Regions from separate parts of the Homo sapiens genome. Here region 1 is linked to region 2. A link is a loop called in an ENCODE intact Hi-C map of the cell type or tissue named here. Cell type or tissue: IMR-90. All regions are shown on one strand. Links, peaks and the distances in the headings refer to the core of each region. The heading gives the core; the rest is flanking DNA. Region 1 has its middle 38 kb from the start of CCNA1. Region 2 holds the start of CCDC169-SOHLH2 (CCDC169-SOHLH2 readthrough).

What was found. Peaks named below come from ENCODE experiments on the same cell type or tissue, not always from the same donor. Only the 100,000 strongest peaks of a DNase experiment are listed, where the experiment ranks them.
Region 1: it touches region 2 in a loop (7-fold over the local background); 54 of 110 quality-filtered maps call a loop at or near these places.

Annotation. Positions count from the first base shown.
Region 1 is chr13:36,390,377-36,398,715 of GRCh38, reverse strand. No RefSeq gene overlaps it. Among named protein-coding and RNA genes, the nearest start is that of CCNA1, 38 kb to the left of the region's middle. In IMR-90, for the core only: a CTCF peak has its summit at 3,234 (motif pointing right); a DNase peak (open chromatin) is centred at 3,265; H3K27me3 peaks cover 152 bases.
Region 2 is chr13:36,292,673-36,301,011 of GRCh38, reverse strand. CCDC169-SOHLH2 (CCDC169-SOHLH2 readthrough) reads left to right here and starts at 3,198. Exons shown (of 16, transcript NM_001198910.2): 1 at 3,198-3,375. It overlaps CCDC169 (coiled-coil domain containing 169), which reads left to right and starts at 3,198. Exons shown (of 8, transcript NM_001144981.3): 1 at 3,198-3,375; 2 at 5,155-5,234. The coding sequence starts at 3,293. RefSeq lists enhancers at 1,647-2,609, 2,610-3,571. In IMR-90, for the core only: no CTCF peak of the experiment used is centred there; no DNase peak of the experiment used is centred there; H3K4me3 peaks cover 1,065 bases; H3K27ac peaks cover 867 bases.

The DNA.
Region 1 (8,339 bases), core at 97-8,096, 98 kb before region 2:
TTAGGCTGTAGTACATGGACAGGAAATCACTGGAAGGTTTTTAAGCTGGGAAGTTACATCATTAGATTTGACTTTTTTATCACCTGCCATTATTGTGGTCAGTGAAACGTGAGACTGGATTGGCAATTGAAAACTAGATATATAGCAAAGATATTGAATCATACAAGAAAGCATCTCAGATTTGGGGGATAAGGCCAAAAAATCTGACCATATAACATCGAAAATGTAGAAAATTCCCAAAATTCTGATGAGATCAACCAATCTCAAAATAAACACTTTTTTTAATCAAACAATCTTAATAAAGAAATTTAATGGATATATCAAGGAGACCAAATAGGTCCTTCAACTATCTAAGAAAACAACAGGTTAATGAAGAGGATTCAGTATTTGAATTTGTGTTTCCAGAGTTGTGAAGAACATTAGTCACTGATCAGCATCTTACTCCCTTTATTCTACCTCTATGCTCAGCCTCTGATTCAGTCTTCTGGGAGGATTCCAGGAAAGCATGCCCTGAGCAAATGACAAATGGTAGGTCTCACATTATCCTGTCAGTGCTCCCATTATAAATTAAAAACTTGGTCTTCAGGTTTATGAATTAGTCTCCCTTTTGGTTTGAATAAATTGACTCCCCAGGATTGATTTCTTTCTTTCTTTCTTTCTTTCTTTCTTTCTTTCTTTCTTTCTTTCTTTCTTTCTTTCTTTCTTTCTTTCCTTCCTTCCTTCCTTCCTCCCTTCCTCCCTCCCTCCCTCCCTCCCTCCCTCCCTTCTTTCTTTCCTTCCTTCCTTCCTTCCTTCCTTCCTTCCTTCCTCCCTCCCTCCCTCCCTCCCTCCCTCCCTCCTTTCTTTCTCTTTCTTTCTTTCTTTCTTTCTTTCTTTCTTTCTTTCTTTCTTTCTTTCTTTCTTTCTTTTCTTTCTTTCTTTTTTTTTGGAGATGAATGGGATCTTGCACTATCACCCCAGGCTGCTCACTGTAGCCTCGAGGTCTTGGGCTCAAACCATCCTCTGGCCTCAGCCTCCTGAGTAGCTGGGACTACAGGCACATGACACCACATGCTAATTTCATGCCACTCACGATGCTAATTTTTTTTTTTGAAGAGATGGTCTAGCTATGTTGCCCAGGCTGGTCTCGAACTCCTGGGTTCAGGCGATCCTCCTGCCTTGGCCTCCCAAAGTGCTAGGATTACATGTGTGAGCCTGGCCTCCCCTTCAGGATTTCATTAACTTCAAATGAACTTGAAACATTTATTTTCCTGAGTCTAACAAAGCTGAGAACCAAATCTCACCTTGTGATTTCATCCAAGATGATGCTTACCTGCCAGCAAGTTTCTCCTTGGCACTGGTGTTATTATCTAAATGTCCTAAGAATAAGCCATCTTACTATGAGAGCCACCAGGCTATATCCAACTCTGTAGCATGAAGAAAAGCATTCAGTGGTAGGTCTCTGAAGTTCTATTCCTGAAGCACTGTATTCAAATTTTGCTTGGTTGAATAGTTAATTGCCTTTTACCCAACCAATCAAAGGCTACATTTTATAACTCACTGGGAGAATTTTACAGGTGCATATTTTGGATCTACGGGCTTTACATCTGATGGCTTTAAAATAAGTCAGAACCATAGTCATCTTGACAATTTCTGTTTATTATTCATGGTCGGGGATACTGTATAGTAGCCTCCTGCATATTTTAATAAAATGTTCATGAAGCAGTTTTAAAATTTCCATTGGCCCCTATTTCAAAAATTTTAACATTTACTTTTAAATATCCTCAAATTTGTCACTTTGTATCAAAAAGTAGATTTTTAAAATAATTCAAGGCATTTCAAACCCCATCAGTCAACCTCCCCAAAGAAGCTGCAACCTTTGTGTGTAATTACATTTCAATGGCTAAATCTCAACAATTCTCCTTAGCTATATTACAAGACCTTTACGATACCAGTTAATTATCAGCTTCAGATGGTACATTAATCTTGTCACTTTTTAAAGTTGTTAATGAGCATGATATTCTGTAAATACCAATGCTTAAAACAAAAAATTGTATTAAAAAGTTTTTCATCCCAGAAGAATCGCCAAGATGCTATCACATTTCTTTCTTTCTTATTTCACAGCTTTAGTATTAACTAGCAAATACCAGCTGCGTAGTTGGTCAGTACTTCACTGTCCTTTAATTCCTTTCCCAACCCACACACCATTTTCAACACCCTCTGCCTTACCTACGTGTCTCTTTATTCCACTGTGTTACATCCACCCTCATATTTCCAAACTGGATCAACTGCTGCTGATTTTACAACTATTGACATATTGCAATGGTGAAATGCAATCGCATTATTCTAGGACATATGATCATGTTAAGGTTTAAGTAGAAGGTAGAGGATTTTTCCTGCTCCCATAACATCTTATAACCCCAGTGATTTCTCACTTGCTCCTGATACCTTTTCTCCCTCATGGGACAGGGCCTGGTTGTAGGGAAGTCAGAGATGGTATCATGAGTGGCATAAAATTCCACTCAACTCCAGACATTTATTGAACTCCACTCTCTGTGCAGCTTGTCCTGGCATTGTGGGCAAAGAGGTGCAAGCCTCTCTCTTTAAGATCAAGCATAGACACTCCATCCTTGGTAATGACTAATGAGAGCTTTGGGAGACCATCCAGCTAGGAAAGAACTGCTATTCAGGCAATACTTGTCATTTTCCTTCTTGAGATAACTGAGTCTTTTATTATGATGGGACCATAAAAATGTTTTGAGCCTGGGCACAGTAGCCCATGCCTGTAATTCCAACACTTCGGGAGGCCGAGGGGTGTTAGGGATCACTTGAGCTCAGGAGTTTGAGACCAGCCTGGGCAACACGGCAAAACCCTGTCTCTACAAAAAATAAAAAGTTAGCCCGGCATGGTGGTGCATGCCTCTTGTCCCAGCTACTCAGGAGGCTGAGGTGAGAGGATTGCTTGAGCGTAGGAGGTGGAGGCTCCAGTGAGCCATGATTGTACCACTGCCCTCTAGCCTGGGTGACAGCACAAGACCCTGTCTCCAAGAAAAAAAAAGAAAAGAAAAGAAAAGAAAAGAAAAATCCTTTGAGTGGAGAAGAAATAACCATATCTGTATTTGAAGAACGTAAATAAAGTCACCAGGAAGCGTGGCTTGAATAGAGCTGAAGGAAGAGGAAACTGCAAAAAAGGCTATTAAAATAGTTCTGCAAAGAAATCAACTAAGGGCTGAAGTCAAGCAAATTATCACTAGAGGGCAATAGAGTTATTACCCAGTACATGTTTACTGTCTACCCTATTTCCTAAGGGTGCCTCCTGAGACTCTCACAAGAAAAGGCAGATTCCATAGTTAAGAAATGTATCATACCTCTTTTCTTAAACACTCAGATCACATATAAGCCTTTCAAAGTTCTCTTAATTCTTGCAGCAAAGAAATCTACTTAACTTTATTTCTGAAACACATTTAATCATATTTTTTTCTATGAAATGTTTATCAAAATTATTCTGAGTTTTCCATGGAAAATTATTTGAGAAACCATAATAAATGCTATTTTAGGCTTTGAGAGAAACAGGGAAATCAGTTCTGACTTTGAAAAGTATATATTTTTGGCCTGGGCACGGTGGCTTACACCTGTAATCCCAGCAGTTTGGCAGGCAGAGGTCAGGAGTTCGAGACCAGCCTGACCAAAATGGAGAAACCATATCTCTACTAAGAATACAAAATTAGGTGGGTGTGGTGGCGCATGCCTGTAATCCCAGCTACTCAGGAGGCTGAGGCAGGAGAATTGCTTGAACCCGAGAGGTGGAGGTGGAAGTGAGCCGAGATGGTGCCATTGCACTCCAGCCTGGGCAACAAGAGCAAAACAACGTCTCAAATAAAAAACAAAAAACAAAAAAAAACAAAGAAAGAAAGAAAAGTATATATTTTACATATTATACATATGTCAACATTCAACAATATATGTATGATACAATTATCAGACAAAATAAATGGTATTAAAGAGGTAAATCTTCCAGACTGGAGAAATAAGGAGCTCAACAAATACCTTCCTCAAATGGTAACAAATAAAACTGAACAAATTTTTCAATAAAACCATTTCAGGATACTGGGAATTAACCAAAAGCACATAAAAATTGGGAATCATTTATTTAAGAAAAACTGCTGAACAGTGAGAGTCTATAGCATTTCAGCCCAGGGCTGCTCTCATCCCATCTGCCCTGTACCCCAGCTCCATCAGCCCTTAACGTTACCAGGATAGGGCAGGCTGTGAAAATATACTTTGCCAAAGAGGGCTGACTTTATGTGAAGCAGAGCACAGAAAATCCCCATGCCCTTGGGCATTGTTGGAAACTGTAGTGAGCTTGGAAGCAAAACAGTGAGTAAGGCCTAGTTGCAGCTAGCCTCAGGTTGCCATCCTGGTGGGGGCAAATAGCAGATCAGCAGGCTTGCAGCCAGAAATTTAACAGAGAGATCAAGGGCATGAGACAACCACAGTAGGACTTGAAAAGTCTCCATATATCCCTGATGGCCTGGAAGGCTCTGCACTGCAGAGACCTCATGGATGCTTAGAAGGGACCAGGGAGGTCTTAGCTATTGACGTATCCCTTGTTGCATAAAAGGCCTTACACAGGTGTGTCACATACAAACAGCAAAGCAAGCTAAGGCCAATGCCAATGCCAAGGCTTGACTGATTTGGCTGGTAGACACAAGTCACTTCCAGATTCATTTTACTACTTACATAGACAGCAAAAAAAAAAAAAAAAAAAAAAGAGTAGCTAGCTCCCCAGGTACTTGTCATACACATCATCTGGATAGCCATATGCAGAAGATTGAAACTGGACTCCTTTCTGACACCATATACAAAAATCAACTCAAGATGGATTAAAGTCTTAAATGTAAAATCTGAAACTATAAAAACTCTGAAAAAAAACCATAAGAAACATCATTCTAGACATAGGCCCTGGCAAAGATTTCATGACAAATATGCCAAAAGCAATTGCAATAAAAACAAAAGTCAATAAATGGGACCTAATTAAACTAAGGAGCTTCTGCACAGCCAAAGAAGCTATCAATAGAGTAAACAGACAGCCTGCAGAATGGGAGAAAACATTTGCAAACACACCTGACAAAGGTCTAATATCCAGAATCTATAAGGAACTTAAACAAATTAACAAGCAAAAAGCAAACAACCCCATTTAAAAGTGGGCAAAGGATATTAACAGACACTTTTCAAAAGAACACTTACACGAGGCCAACAAGCATATGAAAAAATGTTCAACATCACTAATAATCATTAAAGAAATACAAATCAAAACCACAATGAGACCATCTTACATCAGTCAGAGTGGCTATTATTAAAAAGTCCAAAAATAACAGATGCTAGTGAGGTTGCAGAGAAAAAGAAATGCTTATACACTGCTAGTGGAAATGTAAATTAGTTCAGCCACTGCGGAAAGCAGTTTGGTGACTTCTCAAAGAACTTAGAACTACCATTTTACCCAGCAATTCTATTATTGGGTATATACCCAAAGGAATATAAATTATTCTACCATAAATACACACACACATATATGTTTATCACAGCACTATTCACAATAGCAAAGACACAGAATCAACCTTGATGCCATCAGCAGTAGACTGGATAAAGAAAAGGGTACAAATACACCATGGAATACTAAATAGTCATAAAAAAGAATGAAATCATATCCTTTGCAACAACATGGATGGAGCTAGAGGCCATTATCCTAAGTGAATCAACACAGGAACAGAAAAACAAACACCACATGTTCTCACTTATATGTGTGAGCTATACATTAAGTACACATGGACACAAAGAAGGGAACAATAGACACTGGGACCTATTTGAGGGTAGAGGGTGGAGGACGGTGAGCATCAAAAAACTACCTATTGTGTACTATGCTTATTACCTGGGTGACAAAATTTGTACACAAAACCCCCATGACATGTAATTTATCTATATAACAAACACATTTCCTAAATAATCCATGGGTCAAAGAAGAAATCACAAAGGAAATTAGAAAATATTTTGGCTGAATTAAAACAAAAATACTAAATTCCAAAATGTATACGATTTGGCTAAAGCTGTGCTTAAAGGTAAATTTACAGCCTTAAACACCTATATCACAAAAGGTGAAAGATCTCAAATACAACAGCCTAAACCTCTACTTAAACTAAAACTAGGAAAATAAAAGCGAATTAAAGCAAAAGCAAGCAGAAAGAATAAAATAATAAAAAGCTTAAATTAAAAATTATGGTGTAAAGGCAGGGTGCAGTGATTCACGCCTGTAATCCCAGCACTTTGGGAAGCTGAGGCAGGTGGATCACCTGAGGTCAGGAGTTCGAGGCCAGCCTGGCCAACATGGTGAAACCCCATGTCTACTAAAAATATAAAAATTAGCTGGGCACAGTGGCAGGCACCTGTAATCCCAGCTATTCAGGAGGCTGAGGCAGGAGAATTGCTTGAACCCAGGAGGGAGGTTGCAGTGGGCTGAGATTGTGCCACTGCACTTCAGCCTGGGTGACAGAGTGAGACTCGGTCTCAAAAAAAGAAAAAGAAAAGAAAAATCATGGTTTAAGGATAAACATCTAGATCAATGAATTGGAACTGAGAGTCCAGAAATCAACCCTTACATTTATGTTCGATTGTTTTTCCATGAAGCTACCAAGACATTCAATGGGAAAAGCACAGGCATGTCAACAAATGGTTCTGCAATAATTGGATACCCACATGGAAAAAATATTGACCCTCACCTTATGCCATAAACAAAACCTATCTCAAAATGAGTCACAGATCCAAATATGGGAGCTAATACTATAAATCTTCTAGAATAGAACATAGAAAAAAAAACATAAGGGCAGAGATGGGGTGGAGGCTGGACAGCCTGAGGATCTGTCTCTCAACTCTTCTCAGGCCTTGTATGGGTTAATTGCAGATCAAAATAGGTAGAGGTCAAAGAGCAAAGCTGTATAGTAAAGATTAATAATGGTAGCAGGTTATGGCCATACTTTGTGTTGTGCTTTATGGTTTCTTGAATAAAGAGGGATGCCAGGATATTTAGGAAGAATTACACAATGACAGTTTGGATTGGTAGGTCAGGTATGTGGCCCTAAATATGGAACAAACTATAATTGCGTGTTAATGAAATATTGTGCCAAAGAATATACCAGAAAGATATTGTTGATGTATTTAATCCACAAAATAGGAGGAGAGGATGCAATAGTATGTAGCAACAATTGCTTTTTTTACTTGACTTTATTCAACAACTACTTATAAGTGGGGTGGTCTGCCTTCCTGAGTTTACATTCGGGAGAGAACAGACTGGTGTAAGGAGTGATGCAGATTCTTCTGATTGGGGTAATGTTTTCATGGATCCACAGAACTGGGTGGCATTAGCTGCTAATGTTGTATCATCCATCCAGGGTTATACAAAATGTCTTCTTTCATTTTTTTTTCTTCATTTGAGAGGTTTGCAATAGTTAAGTGACTGGCCTGAAATTGCCTAGTGTGGTAGGCTGAATAATGGCACCCCAAAAGTGCCCACGCCCTAATCCCTGGTACCTGTAAGGAATGTTACCTTACATGTTAAAAGACTTGGTTGATGTGATTAATTAAGGATCTTGAGTTGGGGATGCTATATGGGTGGGCTCAGTGTAATCACAGGAATAACCTCGTAAGAAGGAACAATAAGAAATGTTGAGTATCAAAGCAAGAGATTGAAGTGATGGGAGGAAGTGGTGATGGGCCAAGGAATGTGGCCACCCTCTAAAGCTGGAAGAAGCAAGGAGCAGATTCTTCCCGGGGGATTCAGAAGGAACCAGCCCTATGGATGCCATGATGTTGGAGCCCTAAAAGACCTATCCTGGGATTTGGAACTCCAGAACTGTGAAGAGAATAAATGTGTGCTGTTTTAAGCTACTAAATTTGTGGTCATTTGTTATAGTGGCCAAAGGATAACTAATGTGCCCAGGAAATGCTCCTATTCAGTATTTTCATTGCCTGAGTAGGGTTGATGTGCTGCTATTGAGCACCCATAGAGCTTGTGTTATTTTCTTGCTGAGAGCTTCCAAAATCTTCACATCATGAGGTAGGTCTTATAGTGAATCCCAGGCCTTTTATAAAGATAAGGCAAGAAGTCTGCAAAAGTATATGGATTAGAAATTTTCTTTCCAAATTCATGGCTACAAAAAGAAATGTCGAGTTTTTTAGTTGCCTATATAGTCAACCTCTTTGTGCTTGGACAAATTTTTAGTTACTCCTTAACCAATTAGCATTCTTGTATTTAAGGATGGCTAGGGTTTCATTTAAAAGAAAAAAACTTTGGAGACTTCAAATGGGAT
Region 2 (8,339 bases), core at 37-8,036:
GACCAGCCTGGGCAACATAACGAGACTAAAGATATTGTTGGACATTGTGAATTTTACCTTATTGGGTACTGGATGTTTTGTGTTCCTATAAATATTCTCGAGTTTTGTCTTGGGAGGGGATTAAGTTACTTAGAACCAGTTGGATACTTTTGGATCTTTCTTTTCAACTTGTTAGGGCTAGTGTTTTTTCCGACTCCTAAATCAAAATCCTTTGTGTACCTGATGCCCTGTGAATTCAGAGGTTTTCCATTCTGGTGGGTGGTAGCAGGTATTATTCCTACCTCTGTAAACTGTAAGGATTTCCCCTCTAATCCTTTGTGATGGTTCTTTCCCCAGCCTGAGTACTTGCCCCACCATGTGTGTGCATTCATCAGTATTCTGCTGCAGAGTGTACCTTGTGGCAGGCCAGGTCTCATTAACACAGGCCTCCATAACAACTGTTTCAGTACTGACTTGAGTGGCTAAGTTAAATACTAAAAGCTAAAAAAACCAAAGCCCTTATACAAAGGCTGGAATGTAATAAAAACCCACCAAGAACTAGGTCTCAAAGCATGACAAAAAAAAAAAAAAAAAAAAAGAAGGAATTCTTAGCTGGACCCATTTAGGATTAAACAAGTTTTTTGGGGTTCTGAAGGAATCCCCAAACCTCCCTGATTTAGCAGGAGACAGGGGTAATCACCCTAGCACCTGGACCCATTTAGATTAAGTTTACTGAGGCTCCAGAGGAAGGTCTTCAGGACTCAAGACCTTAGTTGTAGATTATAAAAAGTTAACCACTTAATGTCTATAGATGAATGCACACTTACACATAGACATATAGCTTAGAAGGTCTGGAAAACTGTAATTTTGAGTTGGTCTGGTTATAGTTTCCAGGGCTTCTGCCTGTAACTGGTTCCAGAAATAAAAACTCTCTTCCTCCCCAGTTCATCTACATGTTCTTACTGGGTCACAAGAAATAGCAACCCAACCCTCAGTTTGGTCTGGGAACACCCTGTGCAGCTCTCCCCTCCAATATCTGCCCTGCAAAGTCTAGCTGCCTTGTTCTCTCTAGACTCTTAGAGAAACTCCGTTTCCTCAACTTAGGGCAACCACCAGCCTCTGCCTGTTTTCTCCCTTTCTGCTTTGTACCCTGGCAGGCCCAGGCCAATTTGGGAGCTTGCCTCATTTGTGTCTCATCTCTTGGTGATCGTTTTCCCTTATTGCCTGATGTTCAATGTTCTTTTTTTGTTCCTCTTAGTTTTTTAGTTGTTTCAGGCAGGAGGGTAAATTCAGGTCCTTTATCTCTGCCAGAAACACAAATCTGTGGTTTCTGTAGTTGTTGACAAACCTGTTTTCTGCTTGCCTTTGCTCCTAATTTCCCACAGTGAGATCCTGCTAACAGATCTTTTTAAGAAATCCTCTGGGTCGGGTGCAGTGGCTCATGCCTATAATCCCAGCACTTTGGGAGGCAGAGGTGGGTGGATCACGAGGTCAGGAGTTCAAGACCAGCCTGAGCAATATGGTGAAACCCCATCTCTACTAAAAATACACAAAAAAATTAAGCCAGGCATGGTGGTGCGTGCCTGTAGTCCCAGCTACTTTGGGAGGCTGAGGCAGGAGAATTGCTTTAACACAGGAGTGGAGTTTGCAGTAAACTGAGATTGTGCCACTGCACTCCAGCCTGGGAGACAGATGAGACTCCGTCTCAAAAAAGAAATCCTCTGTATATTTGGATTTGTCAACAGATAATCTAGTCCTTTTCACTTCATTCTATTCTGTTTACTTGGTTGTGAGTTGCCCTTTCAGACTTAACAGCTAGACAAAATTTTGATAAGCATACCTCCTATATTAGGGTAATTCACAGAAACAGAACCAATAGGGAGTGTGTGTATAAAAGATTTATTATAAGGAATTTGCCCGTACAATTATGAAGGCTGAGAAGTCTCAGGATCTGCAGTTGACAAGCTGGAGATGCAAGCAAACTGATGTGCAGTCCCAGTCTGAGCCCAAGGCTGGAAAAGTGTTCCAGCTCAAGCTGTTTGGCTGTAGGAGCTCCCTCTTACTCCTGGGAGGTCAGCCTTTTTGTTCTATTCTGTCTTCGGTCGATTGGCTGAGGCCCACCCACATTGGGGAAGACAATGTACTATACTCAGTCTACCAATTGAAATGTTAATCTCATCCAGAAACTCAATTGGAAAACTATGTATTCACAACACTTCTGACACCAAATTGTGTTTTCCACACCAATTATCCCATTCTCACTAAAACCTTGGTCTCCACAACCCCTTTATTCTCTAAAGACATTCCTAAGTCTTTAGTCAGTAACTTTTCAACCAATTGCCAATCAGAAAATCTTTGAATCTAGCTGTGACCTGGAAGCCACCCCGTCCCCCACCCCTTCCAATTGCCCTGCCTTTCCCGATGGAACCAGTGTATATCTTAACATGCATTTGATTGATGTCCCATGTCTCCCTAAAATGTATAGAACTAAGCTGTACCCTGACCACCTTGGGCACGTGTTCTCAGAATCTCCTGAGGGCTGTCACCCGCCATTGGTCACTCATTTGGCTCAGAATAAATCTCTTCAAATATTTTACAGAGTTTGTCTCTTTTTGTCAAGGAAACACAGATGTATCAAGGGTAGGATGCAAACTTTGTGATTAAAAATATAATGAAATTTCAAGTTGCAGTGAGCAGCTCTGAGGTATGTTCATGAACAGCACACAGATGCAAAACAATAATCTGGAGGGTTAGCAGTCTTCCCGAGTTCAGGAGGTACCTTTTTAAGACCAGTTCCTCCCGCTCCGACACTGCCAAATCAGCGACTCTGGTGCTTGTTCAACTGAAGCAAAGAAGGGCGCAGCTAATCTTGGATCCAGCGTTTCCCTAACAAGGGCTAAGAGTGAAGCCGACTTTGCCGTCCGGGGCAATGTTTAGGAAAGCAACCAAAGCCAGCAGGAGGGAAGAAAAAGGAGAGGGATATTCTTGGCCCCCTGACACTCCGCTGTGTAGCCGGAGCACGTCTAACCCCAGCGTCTTGAGCAAGGAGTGTCCCTGGAGCTGTTATCCAGGGTCGCTCCACCGCACAGAGTAGGCTTCTCCAGTCTCCCCGGCTGCCCTCGCCCCACCCCCTGCCGCCTGCGGGCATCGCTTTATGACGTCACCACGTGCCTCTGCGGGCAGGCGCGGGAGGTGCGACCGGGGGGCGGTTGGGGTTCACCGCCTCGTGCCGTACTGGCTTCTGGGTGGCCCTTAATGTCTTGTGCTCTAAGGTGCTGAGGGGAAAGACGCGGGAGGTCTCTGGCCTGACACTATGAAGGAAGAGAGAAACTACAACTTCGACGGTGTGAGCACCAACCGCCTGAAACAGCAGTTGCTGGAAGAAGTCCGCAAGAAGTGAGTCGGCGGGCGGCGCGGTGTGGGGTCCCGTCCACACCCCCCGAGCCTTCACCTGCAGAGTCTCAGGGCTGAAGCCGCTGAGGGTGCTGTAAGACCGGCGCCGTGATTAACCCCTGGGCACTTCGGTCTGGGTTCCAAAAGTATTCCATGCGAAAGATTCACGTGCCTCTTTGAGTAAGCCTTTGGTATTGTTAAGTAGGCAGCTTTCCGGGTAGGATGTGCTGCCCTTAAGGATCCAATCATATGGCGTGTATTTTGCCCATATACTGTAATGCCAAAAGTTGTGTTTGGTTTTGATGTCTCCATAAATCCAGGTTTTCTGCTTAAAATTCCAAAGATTTTATTTAGTTATACGGGGTTTTTTTTTTCTTTCATCCCTTTAAGGGGAACTTCATAAAATGACATTTAGTAAAACTGTTACTCCTCCTTTATGCTTTTTAAAAACAGTATTCGTACTTCGTGTTAAATTTTTGAAACATTTAAAGTATTTTTTGGACATACTCCCAACTCCATCCACAAGTCCCGTGAGAATTGGACTCTCCTTTGTGCCTAGATAGGGTTCTGGGTTTTCCTCTATTGTAGCTCCAGTCACAGTATTTTAATTGCCTGTCTATTTCTTGTTTTGCTACCAAACTACACGCGTTCTGAGGACAGGTTCTGTGTATTCTGAGGAAGTAGAGAATAAGAGCAAGTACTTGAGGACAGTCCTGCAAAAACACAAACTCCATCTCTTGTCACTCAGTAACTATGCAATCTTAGACAAGTTAATTAACCTCTTTAATCCTCAGTTTTCTCAGCTCTAAGACTGGTATACAAATAGTCATCTCATACCTCCTGCTGTTGTTCCCAGGTTGGAATGAAATGCACTATAAAGAACTTAGCATTGGCTTGTGATACGCATCCAGTGGAACTTTGCTGCCGCTATTGCTATTTTTCTGTTCACTGTTCACTGAATTCTTCCGTATTTAATACAATGCCTTGAACATAATAGGCACTCAAAAATATTTATTGAATAAATGGCCCTGTCATATGATAATGTTCTATTTACTGATGCCCTAAATAGCTAACCTTTTAAATTAGTGTTTGTTTTTTTCTCTTTGTTTCAGTTTGTCAGCTGTTATGTATTGCCCTAGGTATGCCTTTCTGTAATAATGTGCAGTGCCTAATTTGCTTGGTTCTGAAAAACCAGGTAACTAACTTCTTTAGGATGATATTTAAGTTAAAAATAAAGGATTTCCAAGGGCCGGGCCTGGTGGCTCACGCCTGTAATCCCAGCACTTTGGGAGGCCGAGGCTGGGCGGATCACAAGGTTAGGAGTTCGAGACCAGCCTGGCCAATATGGTGAAACCCTGTCTCTTCTAAAAATACAAAAAAATTAGCAGGGCTTGGTGGCGCATGCCTGTAATCCCAGCTATTCAGGAGGCTGAGGCAGGAGAATTGCTTGAACCCGGGAGGCGGAGGTTGCAGTGAGCCGAGTTTGCACCACTGCACTCCAGCCTGGGCGACAGAGCGAGATTCTGTCTCAAAAAAATAAATAAAAATAAATAAAAGATTTCTAATGGTTGCCTGGGGGTCTTTGAGCTTTAGTGCATATTTGAGTCCTAGAACTGACTAATTGGAAGCCTTCCTTTGCCTGAGTCTTATTTCTTAACCAGTCCTTCAGTAAATAATGTGTCATAGTAAATTGTTCCTGAAGTAGTAGTGGGTTACTATGTATTATTTTTCTGATGTTATTTTTAATTGAATTATAATCAACAAAAATATTTTAAATAACAGGGATGCAGTGCAACTCTCAATATTTGAACTAAGACACAAGATTACGGAACTGGAAGCCAAACTCAATACTGACAATGAAGGTATATAAGTAAATACTTATATTTGTGACTCCTGTATAATTATTGTTCATTTTACCAGGATATCTATGGTGCATTAAATTCCATATATTGAATAATAGTACCAACATTTCAGTATTGCTTTTTGGCCACATTAATGATAGTTTATGATAGAGGCTTTAAAACTGATACTTCAGAATATCAAACCTATTACTATTTAATTATTTTTCTACCTTTCAAGTTCAAAATGTTCATTAATTAGCAAAAACTTTGTTACATGACATCAATATATTATTTCTTTATTAAATAAATATCACCAGTTTTCTATTCACCTCAAGTTACACTCTTTATATCTTAACTTCTAGGTTTGGGATATGTTTAAAATCCGTATCTAGGTTTTAGCTATTGTTGTTGGAAGAATGTGTGTTTGGTGTGGAGGATGCTGTGTACCTACACACTCATATATCCTTAAAATTTGTAATGTATGCAAGATATGACCCTGCCATATGTCAACACTTTAAATGGAAGACCTTTGTTTTCCCTGTTCTAAAGAGGTTCATTGACTATTGGGAGAAAGTATCAAATCAGATTATGGATATGAGAAGTCATATAAGTTCTATGTAAGGATAAATGAAAACTTAGGGAAGGGAAACCTAACAGAATTCGGGTGAGTTAATAAAGACAGGCTTTCCAGAACAGGCATTGTTTGAACTGAATGCTAAAGAACAGGAGGACTTTATTAGGATTATCAGGGTGGGCATTTATAAGGGAGGAGACCACCCCTCATATTGTCTTATGCCCAATTTCTGCCTCCAGAGAAAGAAGAAATAAAAACTAAAAGGCAGAAATGAAATCCACAGGCAGACAGCCCAGCACCACACCCTGGGCCTGGTAGTTAAAGATTGACCCCCAACCTAATCGGTTATGTTATCTATAGATTACAGACATTGTATGGAAAAGCACTGTGAAAATCCCTGTCCTGTTCTGTTCTGTTCTAATTACTGGTGCATGGAGCCCCCAGTCACGTACCCCCTGCTTGCTCAATCAATCTCAACCCTCTCATGCAGACCCCCTTAGAGTTCTAAACCCTTAAGAGGGACAGGAATTGCTTACTCGGGGAGCTCATTTTTTTGAGATGTGAGTCTTGCTGATGCTCCCGGCCGAATAAAGCCTTACCTTCTTTAACTTGGTGTCTGAGGGGTTTTGTCTGTGGCTCGTCCTGCTACATTTATACTCTTCCTCAATTGGGGAGCCATGAACAAAAAGGAATAGTGGCCATATGGGAAATAAAATGCCACTTTCTATAAGTACCCAGTGCTTTGTTAAAGCTTGGTTGCAGAATACTACTTTGTCCCAAGGCTGAAGTAGCTTCCTCTATCTCCATATCTATATCTTAGATATAACCTCAGTCTCTGGGGGCAGGCTCTCAGTGTACTTATCAAGTAGCTGCGTTGGCAGGGTAACTGGAACGTCCTCATGTACCCAGTTACAGGAAAAACAGAAGGCATGCTCACAGGTACACATGCAATAACTATGCCCAGTAGTAAAATGTGGCTCAACAAGTTGTAGCAGTTCTCAAAAGAAGGAGCTAGTATGTGGGTATAAAGAGAAAACGTCAGAATGATAGGAGAGAAAGTTCTTTCCTTAGTGGGCCAAAAGTAAGGCCTAAGGTGAAGGGCAGAAACATTTACTCCTTTAAAGCCAGGGACTGTGTCAGGTGAGGTAGTTATTATTATCCCCATATATGGAAGAATGAAATTCAGGAATTCAAATAACTTCTAAGGTAATATAGCCAGGTAGTGGCAGAGCCATGACTTGATCCTAGATCATCTATTTACCATGCCTTCAGTAAATGATAATACAACTTCCATCTACCACATCACACTCAAAACACTTCTGCTTGTCTTTTGCTGCATAGCAAATCACCCTATAATTTAGGAGCTTAAAACAACAAACTCTTATAATTCTGTGGATTAACTGGGTTGGTTCACCTGGATGGTTCTTGATTGGGGTCTCTGGTTGCAATCAGGTATACTGAAGATTCAAGTGAGCTGGTCATTCCGTGATGACTCATTCACATGGCTAACATCTGACACTGGCTTTTGACTGGAAGCTCAGCTAGGGCTGCCTGTCAGAAATGCCTCTTGTACCTTTTTCTTCTCACAGCATGGTGGTTAGGTTCCAAGAGGATGTATCCCAAGAGCAAGCATTCCAAAAGACATAAGTAGAGACTGCCAGGCCAGTCAAGGGCTACTCCCAGAACTGGCACAGGGGTATATCCACTGTATTCTGTTGGTCATAGTAGTCACAGATTCAAGGGACTGGAGAGGTAGACTGCTTTTAAGGTCACATTACAGAGCAACACATGGGATGGGATATATTATTGGCAGTCATCTTTGGAAAATACAGTCTGCCACAGGAGCATTAAACATAAAGCCATTTGGGGAATATGCTAAGTAATTGATAAAAATGGAACATAGGTCATAATGAGAATGCATTAGGAGATGAGGTTAAAGTTTATGAAGGAGATAAATCAAGAAGATTGCATGATGCTAATGAATTTACGTTTATCCTGAAGGCAGTGGGGCAATATTAAAGGTGTTTTAAAAGGAATTTATTACTGGAAATATGCGCACATGTGACAAATAGGGGTACATTCACTGTTCAGATAATTTTTTCACCCTTTCTGCTTTCTTCTCAAACCTCTACCACCTCTCCACTCAATCACACTCTCAGGTAATGAGCTTACCCTCTTCTTTCAAAGAAAAAAGAGAAGCAATCAGAAGAGGACTTCTACCTGTTTCTACCAACAGAGCTACCCATCTACCTGCACCCTTGCACATCCTCTTCCCTCTTGTTTCTATGAATGATCTGTCCTTATTCTTGTCTCAGGTTATCTCCTCCCTTTGTGGAGTAGATCCTACCTACTTGCACCTACTCAAGGATATCACTGTAGTGATGGCCCTCTCTTCCCTACACTGTCTGTTTTCCCTGCTCTACTGGATCATTCCCAACAGCAGACCAACATGCTGAATTTATTTTATCTAAACAACAAATGACAGGCTTCTTTTGGCCCCACTTTTCCCCTTCAGCTAGCATCCCCTGTCCCTGCCCCATTTACAGCAAAAG